Linked DNA regions of Homo sapiens: regions 2 and 3 are each linked to region 1. A link is a contact called in ENCODE Hi-C or POLR2A ChIA-PET data. All regions are on one chromosome and are shown on one strand. Each heading gives the region's core, a stretch centred on a gene start or an enhancer-like site at or near the end of the contact. The rest is flanking DNA. Distances are from core to core; before and after follow the strand shown. Region 1 has its middle 18 kb from the start of CRIPT. Region 2 overlaps EPAS1 (endothelial PAS domain protein 1). Region 3 overlaps TTC7A (tetratricopeptide repeat domain 7A).

Region 1 (2,831 bases), core at 7-2,506:
GGCTAATTACCAAAACCAAGCAAGTATTATAAAGAAAGGAAAATGACAGGCCGGGCGCAGTGGCTCATGCCTGTAATCCCAGCATTTTGGGAGGCCAAGGCAGGTGGATCACCTGAGATCAGGAGTTCGAGACCAGCCTGGCCAACAAGGCAAAACTCCATCTCTACTAAAAATATAAAATTTAGCCAGATGTGGTGGCACGCGCCTGTAATCCCAGCTACTTGGGAGGCTGAGGCAGGAGAATTGCTTGAACTCGGTAGCGGAGGTTGCAGTGAGCCGAGATTGCACCACTTAACTCCAGCCTTGGCGGAAGAGTGAAATTTCGTCTCAAAAAAAAAAAACAAAATGACAGGTAATTATCACTCATGAGCAAAGACATTAGAAAAAAAATATGAAATAGAAATTGAGACATGAACAATAGAAGGAAAAGGTCTGATATATACCCAAAGTTCCAGAAGAACTTATTCTCTCTACGTTTATATATATTTAAAATTTTTCTTTTTCTGTTTTGAGATGGAATCTCGCTCTGTCACACAGGCTGGAGTGCAGTGGTGCGATCTCGGCTCACTGCAACCTCTGCCTCGCGGGTTCAAGCTATTCTCCTGCCTCAGCCTCCCAAGTAGCTGGGACTACAGGCGCCTGCCACCATGCCCAGCTAATCTTTGTATTTTTAGTAGAGACGGGGTTTCACCATATTGGCCAGGCTGGTCTTGAACTCCTGACCTTGTGATCCACCCTTCTCGGCCTCCCAAAGTGTTGGGATTACAGGCATGAGCCACCATGCCCGGCCTAAAATTTTTCGTAACACACCTGCTCTACCACATGTCAAAGCATATTTTAAAGCTGAAATATTGAGACGATATTCAACACAAAAACAGACCAGGAGTAGATAACTACATATATGTAAAAGTGATATATGACAGGTAGTATTGTAGATCACTGGGGAAATTCATCAGTAAATTCAAACTGGATTCCTATCTCTTAACCATATGTGCACACACACACAAAAATCAAACCCAGGACTTAGATGTAAAAGACAAAACCTTTAGAGAACAAATATGAATGAGGTTCCATGTTTCAAAAGTAATTTAACTTTTTTGTGGTTTTCAACTTTGTTTTTGCTTCCTCTTCATTCACTTGAAAAACCAACTTCCTTCAGTAATATTCATTCAACGTCATTTTTGATGAGATTAATATTTGCCAGACGCTTTCAAACACCAAGGATACAGTAGTGAGCAAGACAAGCTCTCTTCCCTCACAGAGCTTACACTGAGGTGGTGACTATGCAAAGGTACATAGTAACCAAGTAAACAAGATGTTTACAGAGTGTGAAAAGTGACAGAGAGTGAGTGAGGAGTGTGGTCAGAGTAGGCCTCTCTAAAGCAGAGACATTAGAGTTGACACTTAAAAGATCAGACAATTGAACATTTCAAGAGGGAAGGGTGTGCATAAGAACAGAGGGAGAAATGTCTTTATGGGGAGATGTGAAGTGTGTGTTGTGTGCCTTCAAAACTTCCTTGGGTCTTGTAACACCCACTGCATTTTTCAAGTCCTTTCTTACTGCCTGCTCCCACCTCTGCTGAGATAACTGAAATAGCCTACTTCATATTATTGTTTTTTACTGTCATCAAATCTGTCAATTGTATGTTTAATATTTTCTGCAATTTTTATATATAAATTAGCATGAAAGTTTTAACATAAAAGCTTAGGAGCAAGCACAAACCTATCTGTGCCAAAAGAGGGCAAAACAAAATAAAAGTTCCTAAGAGAAGATAAGCTACACATAGTCATAGTTTCGGCTTCAGCGTTTTGGAAAGTATACAAGAATACCCTTCTAGAAAGTCAGCAGGCAAAGTAACGAATGAGTATTGGGGAGCATAGCACTTGATATGGTGTAGGCATGTGGCCAGCCTGTACCGTAGACCATGTACTGACCATTCACTGGTCATGTACCGTGGACCATGTACAGCAGCAGGAATTTGCCTTCTAAACTCAATCTTAATTACCCCCAGCTCTCAGGAATGGGTCAGAGAAAACATGTCTGTAGGATGAAATGAGTATCTTCAGCTGATCCAAGCTGTAAGGTGTGGCGGAGGACACATGAATTTTACCAGGACATGATCTAGGCAAGCCAAATACAGATAAACTTGGTCAGGTTCAGATTTAAAAAATGAAAAAGGATAATGGCAGCACGCATGTTGGTGATGATAGCCACCAGTGTACCTGTCTCTTAAGATTCACTCTAGTATGAACTGATTATATCTACACCTGGTGCAGCTGTCACCTTTGGATTTCCCTACACCTCTCTTCCGTGTTGAATGTCCTGTTTCTTTATCACTATGTCTTTCTTTTTCTTAGTTTCCTTAGGTTTGTTTCTTTTTCTTAGTTTCCTTAGGTTTGTTTTGAGGCAGGGTCTTGCTCTGTCGCCCAGGCTGGAGTGCAGTGGTGCAATCACAGCTCACTGCAGCCTTGACTTCCCTGGGCTCAAGCATTCCTCCTGCCTCAGCCTCCCAAGTAGCTGGAACAACAGACATGCGCCACCACACTCGAGTAATTTTTTTTATTTTTTTGTAGAGACAGGGTCTCGCTATGTTGCCCAATACAGTCTTGAACTCCTGGGCTCAAGTGATCCTCCCACCTCAGCTTCCCAAACACTCCATTGTTTTCCTGGAGCACATCCTCCAGTAAATTCCTGATCAAGGATACATGGAAGGTAAAATTTTGAGACCTTGGATTTCTAGAATTTGTCTTTATTCTACTCTCATGTTTAATCGATAGTTTGGTAAGTTATCAAATTCAAAATAAAAAGCACTTGCCTTCAGAATGTTGAA
Region 2 (3,065 bases), core at 184-2,683, 330 kb before region 1:
TAATCAAGAGAGAAGCAAGCCGTGTTGGCAACTGTGCATCACAGTCGATGTGGTGGTCATCCATGGGATGCCCCTAATAGCATCTGTAATTTTCAAGTAGATGTTGGGTGTAATTTGGTGACCCTTGTCTGTTCCCACTGTTGGAAGCCCCATAACTGATCTGATGAAAGCATAAAGTGAAGAAGAGTGGCGAGACCCTTTGTGAGATACCTGGAGCTGAAGAGTCAGGTGTGGAATGGACAAGAATGTTATCCACTTCTAAGTGACCTTGTTTTTTCTAATTTCTTAAGAAATACCTGTTTGCTTGACTGCCTTAGGCTGTTTGCAGGGGCCACTTGTACGTCAGCAAAACTCTTACTAGATGACATCACTGCCAGAAGTTCCACATGTTTCCAGGAGGCACATTTCCCACTGCCCCCACTCCCCCGAACTTGGAAAGATTCCTCAGTTTTAAAGTTATAAGTAATTTCCATGCCAGATAATGATCCTGTGAACAGATCCTTTTCTCATGTGGAAAAATATTTCAGAAAGGGTGTCTTGTCAATGAGAAAAATGACCCCATTGAAACATATGTTTATTTGCCATGTACTCATCTGACGTTTTGTGAATTCTATAAAGCCATGGAAGTGGATTGTTAGAAGTGTCTCATACACCCCTAGTGACTTCTTGAACTATCCCCCCATCCCCAGCCATGGAACTCTCCTATTAAAAAAACTAAGAGATAAGTGGTAGCAATCTTAACAAATTAGTGATTTTATCTGGTTAGGCCGTGTAATCAAACACGTGGGCAGGAAAGTGGATCCATTATGTTGTACTCATGATTGTGGTGCTGAAGGTAACCCCCATTGCCCTGTAGGCTGCCCCCAGAAGCAGGGGGTACAGCCAATAGTATTCTTAGAAGTTAATCAATTCTGTAACGGGTTGAGTGTTTTGGTCTCATTTTTAGTCCGAGGTGCCCTGATGCTGGCCTGTGACTAAGGGGAGTCAGTGGCTTGTTATGAATAAGAGGACACATGAGCTGAATCTGAGAAAGTTCAGAAGCATTTTATAAGTTGTTTAAAATACATCCATTAAAGTATATGATTATTTTTTGGTAATCATTTAAATCATTGTGCTGTGTGTCTACCCAGACAGTATTTATCTGTCTCTCGATGTTGTATTAGTATAGTATTAAAAAAATACACACATTTCACTTTTGATAAAAACTTTGCATACTGTCACTACTTTGTATAAGTTTTTTCCTGACTGCCTCTGGTTAGGGGGCAGGGAGCAAGAAGACCAGCATGCTTTCCTTCCTTTATATTTGGGAAATGGAGGTGCTGAGAGAAACAAGCCACACTGTCTGAAGTAAAACCTAGAAGTGGACCTGGTTGTCCATGGTGAGGGAAAGCCCATATGTACCACCTTGGGCTCCAGTTACAAGGTAATGAGCCATGAGCACAAAAGGGTGACTCAAAATTCAATGCCAGCCATTCTCATTACTAATGAGCAATTACAGCAAATATTTACAGGCCTCCTTCCTACCTTTATGACTTCCTGTTACTGAAGCACTTTGGAGTATTGAGAAAGATTGTCCTGGAAAAATACGTCACACACAGTTGCAGGAAAGAGTGCCTTTAAGCACACATAAAAACTCGGTTACTTGGCTTTGTTTATGAATTCCACATAGAAACAACAGAAAATTGTGCCTTTTGAGGAACTGCTTGAGAATCCTTCCTTCTGCATTTCAAGACAAGATTTTAAAAATCACATATATCAAATATATGGGGAAATGAGACACAATGTTTTTAGAGAGTGTCTAGAAATAATAGGACTGTGCAAGTTAGTACAGCAAAATTTTGGGTCAAAGCATGGGTCATTTGACAAACTCTCTTTATGAACATTACCTCTGCAATATTTTTCTAAATGAAAACAATCACACTTAATAGAATTAATCAGGATGGGAGCTAGAAGCATATAATTCACTTTCCACAGATTGGAGTAAATCCTCATAATGCCCCTTTCCTGTGTATTTAGTTAAAAAAGCACTCCAGTGAGATTGCTTTCGCAGTAAGTTTCTGTAAACCACTGTACCCTTGTATTTCTCTCCTGTGTTTCCAAGAGTTCTCAGATGCTATTTTCGAATGGCAGCGTTCACTCCAGAGCTGGCTGAGGTCAACGAAGCTAATTTTGGTGCCTTGGTGCCCAGGGTGAAGGGAGAGAGAAGTCCTCTGCAGAGCCAAAAGGACTCTCTGGGGCCTGGGTTTGGAGCAGTGTGGTGTTGCTGGACACACCACATTTCACCTTTAGAACCTTTATTTGTGTGCTTGCACAACAAATGTTTACCCAGATATTAAGATAAGGAAAGTATGAAGGTCACATTTCACTGGTGACAAGAGAGCTTCTATAAATGTAACCATATCGTTGTGCAGCGGGAGTCTGTCTTTTATTCTGTACCCGGGACTTAGGGGGAATTATTGGTGGGTGGGGCATGGGAGTTGAGGCTCTTCTTGGTTTTCTGGCTTTCTTGCTATCACTCTGTTTGTCTTGCCTCAGCTGATGTGCGCCTCCCATTTGGTAAGGGCCTTTGTCATGGCCAAGACATCTAAAGAAATCCTAGTCTGTGTGGCTGGGCACTGTGTGGTCCCCTGACTCTCTGGAGTCTTCCAGAGTTCCATGGAAATTAGTGCCCCCGTGCATTTCCCTGCCGACTGACTGGAAGGCACCCTGGCTGCTGAGATCGCTTTCCTGGTCCCCCAGAAGAGGTCCACATGGTGCTGATCCTGCAGCTGTTTTAGGCCTCCTCAGCGGGATTGTCCTATCCTCGGAGCACAGAGAATCTTCAGAGTGGGATAGGGGTTTCTTTTGTGGATTTGGGTTTCTCTTAGGGATCTCCAAAGATTAGCTAGACACTCAGGGCCTCAGTAAAGACATGGGTCCTTGGTCTAGTTTTCTTCCCAAGGGCAGCCACCATGGCAGTGGGAGTTCACCTTGCTGACTGCAAGGGACCCCACCTCACCTCTATCGCCCATTCACCATCATTCACTGTGCCTCCTGAGTTCCTAATACACAAGCCTCCTCCCACA
Region 3 (3,025 bases), core at 225-2,724, 430 kb after region 1:
GTGCCCTGACACTGGGTGGGGCTCAGTGCACAAACAGCAGGGTACCGGGTTCCTGGGGCCAGTGGCCTCTGCTGCTTATGCCCCATGTCTCAGGGTCCAGGACGCACCACCAGCTCTAGGCTTCTTTCTCTGTGTTCATTTCCGGAGCTGTGGCAGGTGGCTTAGAGGGGTCTAGGCCATGAGAGGACATGGAATCTTGCTTCTGCTTGGCAGGAAAGTTCAATAGGAGCGTCTTGGCTCTGTGACCTCTGATGAGATGATTTTATTGTGAGCTTTCTGTTCACCCCTCGCCAGTGCTGCCTGAGGTCACATTCCCTGATGGGAAAGTAGAGGAGACGAAAGTAGAGGGTTCTGCAGGCCCATGGTGTGGGGGGTATGAGGGTGTGTCCCCCAGCACCTGCTCAGTGGGGATCAGAGGCCCCTCCCTACCCACCTTATCCCTGGGCTGGCACAGCCCCACACACACACCCTGAGCCCTGGCTCAGGACTCTGGGAAAACCTTAAGCTGATATAGGCTCCTGAAGTCCATCACCAACCCTGATGAGGAAGCCTGTCATAGATTCAGATCAGAATGATACTTGAGCACTGCTGGCTTAATTAAGCTCCAGAATCAATTTTTTCAAAAAAAAAAAAAAAAAAAAAAAAAGAAAGACTCACCCTACATGGAGAGAGAAGGTAATGCGGCCCTTTCTCCCTGTCCAGCAGCCCCCTCCCCAAACTGTCCTTTACTGTGCCTTTGGCTGTACCTCCTGCCCAGAGAGGGGACCTTCTGTGACTGGGCCCCCTTCTCACTCCCCATCACGGGGACTCACTTCTAGAACCCGGGATCCAGAGGCCTAGCCACAGCCTCTTGACTGACCTGGAGGGCTGGGCCAGGCAGTGCTCCAGGATGGGTAGAGGCCCCTACAGACCTAGAACCTGATACCAGCCCAGGAAGGGGAGGAGAAAAGGCCCAGCCACTGGCCAGAGGAGACGGCTGGCAAGGAAGTCAATTTCTTGGAGGTTCGTCAGGCTGCAGAGTCCCCCAGGATGTGACCCATCGGGCCCCTGGCCGCTGGTCCCTGCCCCTCTGAAAACAGACAACCCTTAGCCCCAGCTGAAGAGGCCTACTGGTGTTCTTCTACATCTCACTTGTAAAGGACCCCAGAAGAGAAAGGGACAGGTACTCACTACCCCAGGAGACCCCCACCTAGGTTGGGCTCCTTGTGAGTCTGGGCTCTTCTCAGCAGGAGCCTCTTCTTTTGAGGCCCAGGGGGCTCTGGGGTGAACACATCCCACCCCAGCACTGGGTGGGGCTGGAAGGGTTTGCTCCCCTCCCCACATCAGGGAAGTAGGACCCTGTGGCTTTGGAGCTGCCCTGGCTCCAGGAGGCCTGTGGTGATGGGAGTGGGAGGTTTTCAGCCTGGAGAGGCGCCTCCCTCCCTCCCGTTCCAGGTCTGGTTGGACAGGTTGAGGCTGACACACCTGAGAGAATCCGGAATGCCAGAGAGCCTGGAGCTGGGCTGGAATGCCAGCCTCCCTGGAAGGGTGTGTCTATGTTCCAGGGTGGCGTTAGGGAGGGCCCTTTCTGTAGAGCAGGCTCCTCCCAGCAGCCCTGGTGTCCCCAAACGCAGGCTCCAGGGACCAGAAGGCTCCTGCAGCTTCCAGCTGATTCCTGGCTTCCCAGCTGGAAAGGCTGTTACAGAATCCCAGGAATGTGCCCTGAGCTCAGAAAGAAAATTCCCAAAATAACTTCTATAAATACTTGAGGGCAGGGGTGGGGAGGGAGGGCTCAGCCTGGCCCACAGCTGGCCTAGCGCCAAGGCTGCTTCCCAGGGCAGGCCCCCCTCAAAGGAAGAAGAAGCATGCACACCCCTAGACCTTTGTGCTGCTCTGCCCTTGGAGGGCATCATCAGGCACTGAACTTATGGGCTGGGATGGTGTGCAGTGGAATTCTGAAAAGGCAAGGCCCTTTTCCCCTCATCCCCTCCCAGGCCACAGCCCCTGGCCACACACTGTGCCTCTGCAGATGACCTGGGTCCCACAGGGAGGCTCCCCACTGAGTGTGAGCCCAGACCCTAGCAAGACCTTAGGCCCCTTAGGTTCTGCACCTGCGTGGCCGTAAGAGGCAGGGCTTGCCAAGCTCCACGTGGGCAGCATCCCTGATCGGAGGTCCACATCTGTGTGTGTGTGGGTGTCTCTGGGTTCCCTGGCTCTGCATTTGGGCTACATCCTGAGCTCTGAGCCTTGTTGAGCTGCTGTCCTTTGGGGAATAACAAAGCAGGCAGGAGGCTGGGGCGCTGTCCCTCTCAGCCTGGGGAGGGGCAGGACAGGGATCACATCCATGAGCCCCACAGTAACTAAGCGTGACCTTGAGGCGGTTGTGTGGTCAGGAGGAGCTCCGCCCTCAGGGAAGGCTTCCTGGGAGAGCAGAGTCTCGAGCACTTGAGATGTGGCCACACATCCCCACTCCCTGAGATCCAGGAAGGGAGAGAAGGAGGGTCCTGAGGTGGGAATTTCTGGGGACTTCCCCCAGAGCCCTGCACCTCCCTGGAATCATGTCTGTGGCTATAACCAGCCCAAAGCGCCCCCTTGGAGGTACGATGTCTGATCACCATAAACAACTTGGACATCACTTTCGAATCCCTGTGGGCTGGCAGCACAGCCATGGCATCTCCCAAGGGACGGTCAAAAACTGGAAGCCTCTCAGCAGATCTGGTCTCCTCTCTCAGCGTGGGGCACATCCTCACCAGGATGAGGGATGGGGGATTCACTTGGGACATTTGGATGAAATTGAGATGTCAGTTCTTGTTCCCACCATCTCCCAGGAGGCCTGTTCTCTGGGAGGGTCGGGGTGCCAGGAGGATTGTCTGCAGGTCCTAGGTGCAGCGCTGGGCTCAGGGCAGAGTAGGTGAGACCTCGCATCTTCCTGGGGCTGTGTCTTGCCCAGTTGTCAGGCAGCAAACAGCGCTGAGTTGCTACCAAACATGAACTCGGCTGGTGTCAGGGGCAGGTGGCAGAAGATCCTGTTACAGGCCCTGGGCCT

What was found. A loop is a pair of places that touch in the nucleus more often than their neighbours do. ChIA-PET counts read pairs that join two places held with the same protein, here RNA polymerase II (POLR2A).
Region 2: POLR2A ChIA-PET joins it to region 1 with 18 read pairs in OCI-LY7. The contact joins two enhancer-like sites. POLR2A ChIA-PET finds 5 or more read pairs at or near these places in 3 of 52 experiments (GM12878, HEK293 and OCI-LY7).
Region 3: a map of posterior vena cava shows a loop between it and region 1 (4-fold over the local background). The contact joins two enhancer-like sites. A Hi-C loop is called at or near these places in 1 of 168 maps with a recorded cell type or tissue (posterior vena cava). POLR2A ChIA-PET finds 5 or more read pairs at or near these places in 1 of 52 experiments (Panc1).

The regions. Positions count from the first base shown.
Region 1 is chr2:46,633,820-46,636,650 of GRCh38, forward strand. No RefSeq gene overlaps it. Among named protein-coding and RNA genes, the nearest start is that of CRIPT, 18 kb to the left of the region's middle. Within about 2 kb of position 1,257, at least 2 of the 41 ENCODE cell types and tissues checked have a DNase peak (open chromatin) inside an H3K27ac peak, as active enhancers do.
Region 2 is chr2:46,305,043-46,308,107 of GRCh38, forward strand. All of the region lies in intron 1 of EPAS1 (endothelial PAS domain protein 1), which reads left to right. Among named protein-coding and RNA genes, the nearest start is that of EPAS1, 9.2 kb to the left of the region's middle. Within about 2 kb of position 1,434, at least 12 of the 41 ENCODE cell types and tissues checked have a DNase peak (open chromatin) inside an H3K27ac peak, as active enhancers do.
Region 3 is chr2:47,068,242-47,071,266 of GRCh38, forward strand. The region is part of intron 19 of TTC7A (tetratricopeptide repeat domain 7A); the gene reads left to right. Among named protein-coding and RNA genes, the nearest start is that of STPG4, 86 kb to the right of the region's middle. RefSeq lists enhancers at 395-3,025, 1,154-2,010, 2,867-3,025. Within about 2 kb of position 1,475, at least 26 of the 41 ENCODE cell types and tissues checked have a DNase peak (open chromatin) inside an H3K27ac peak, as active enhancers do.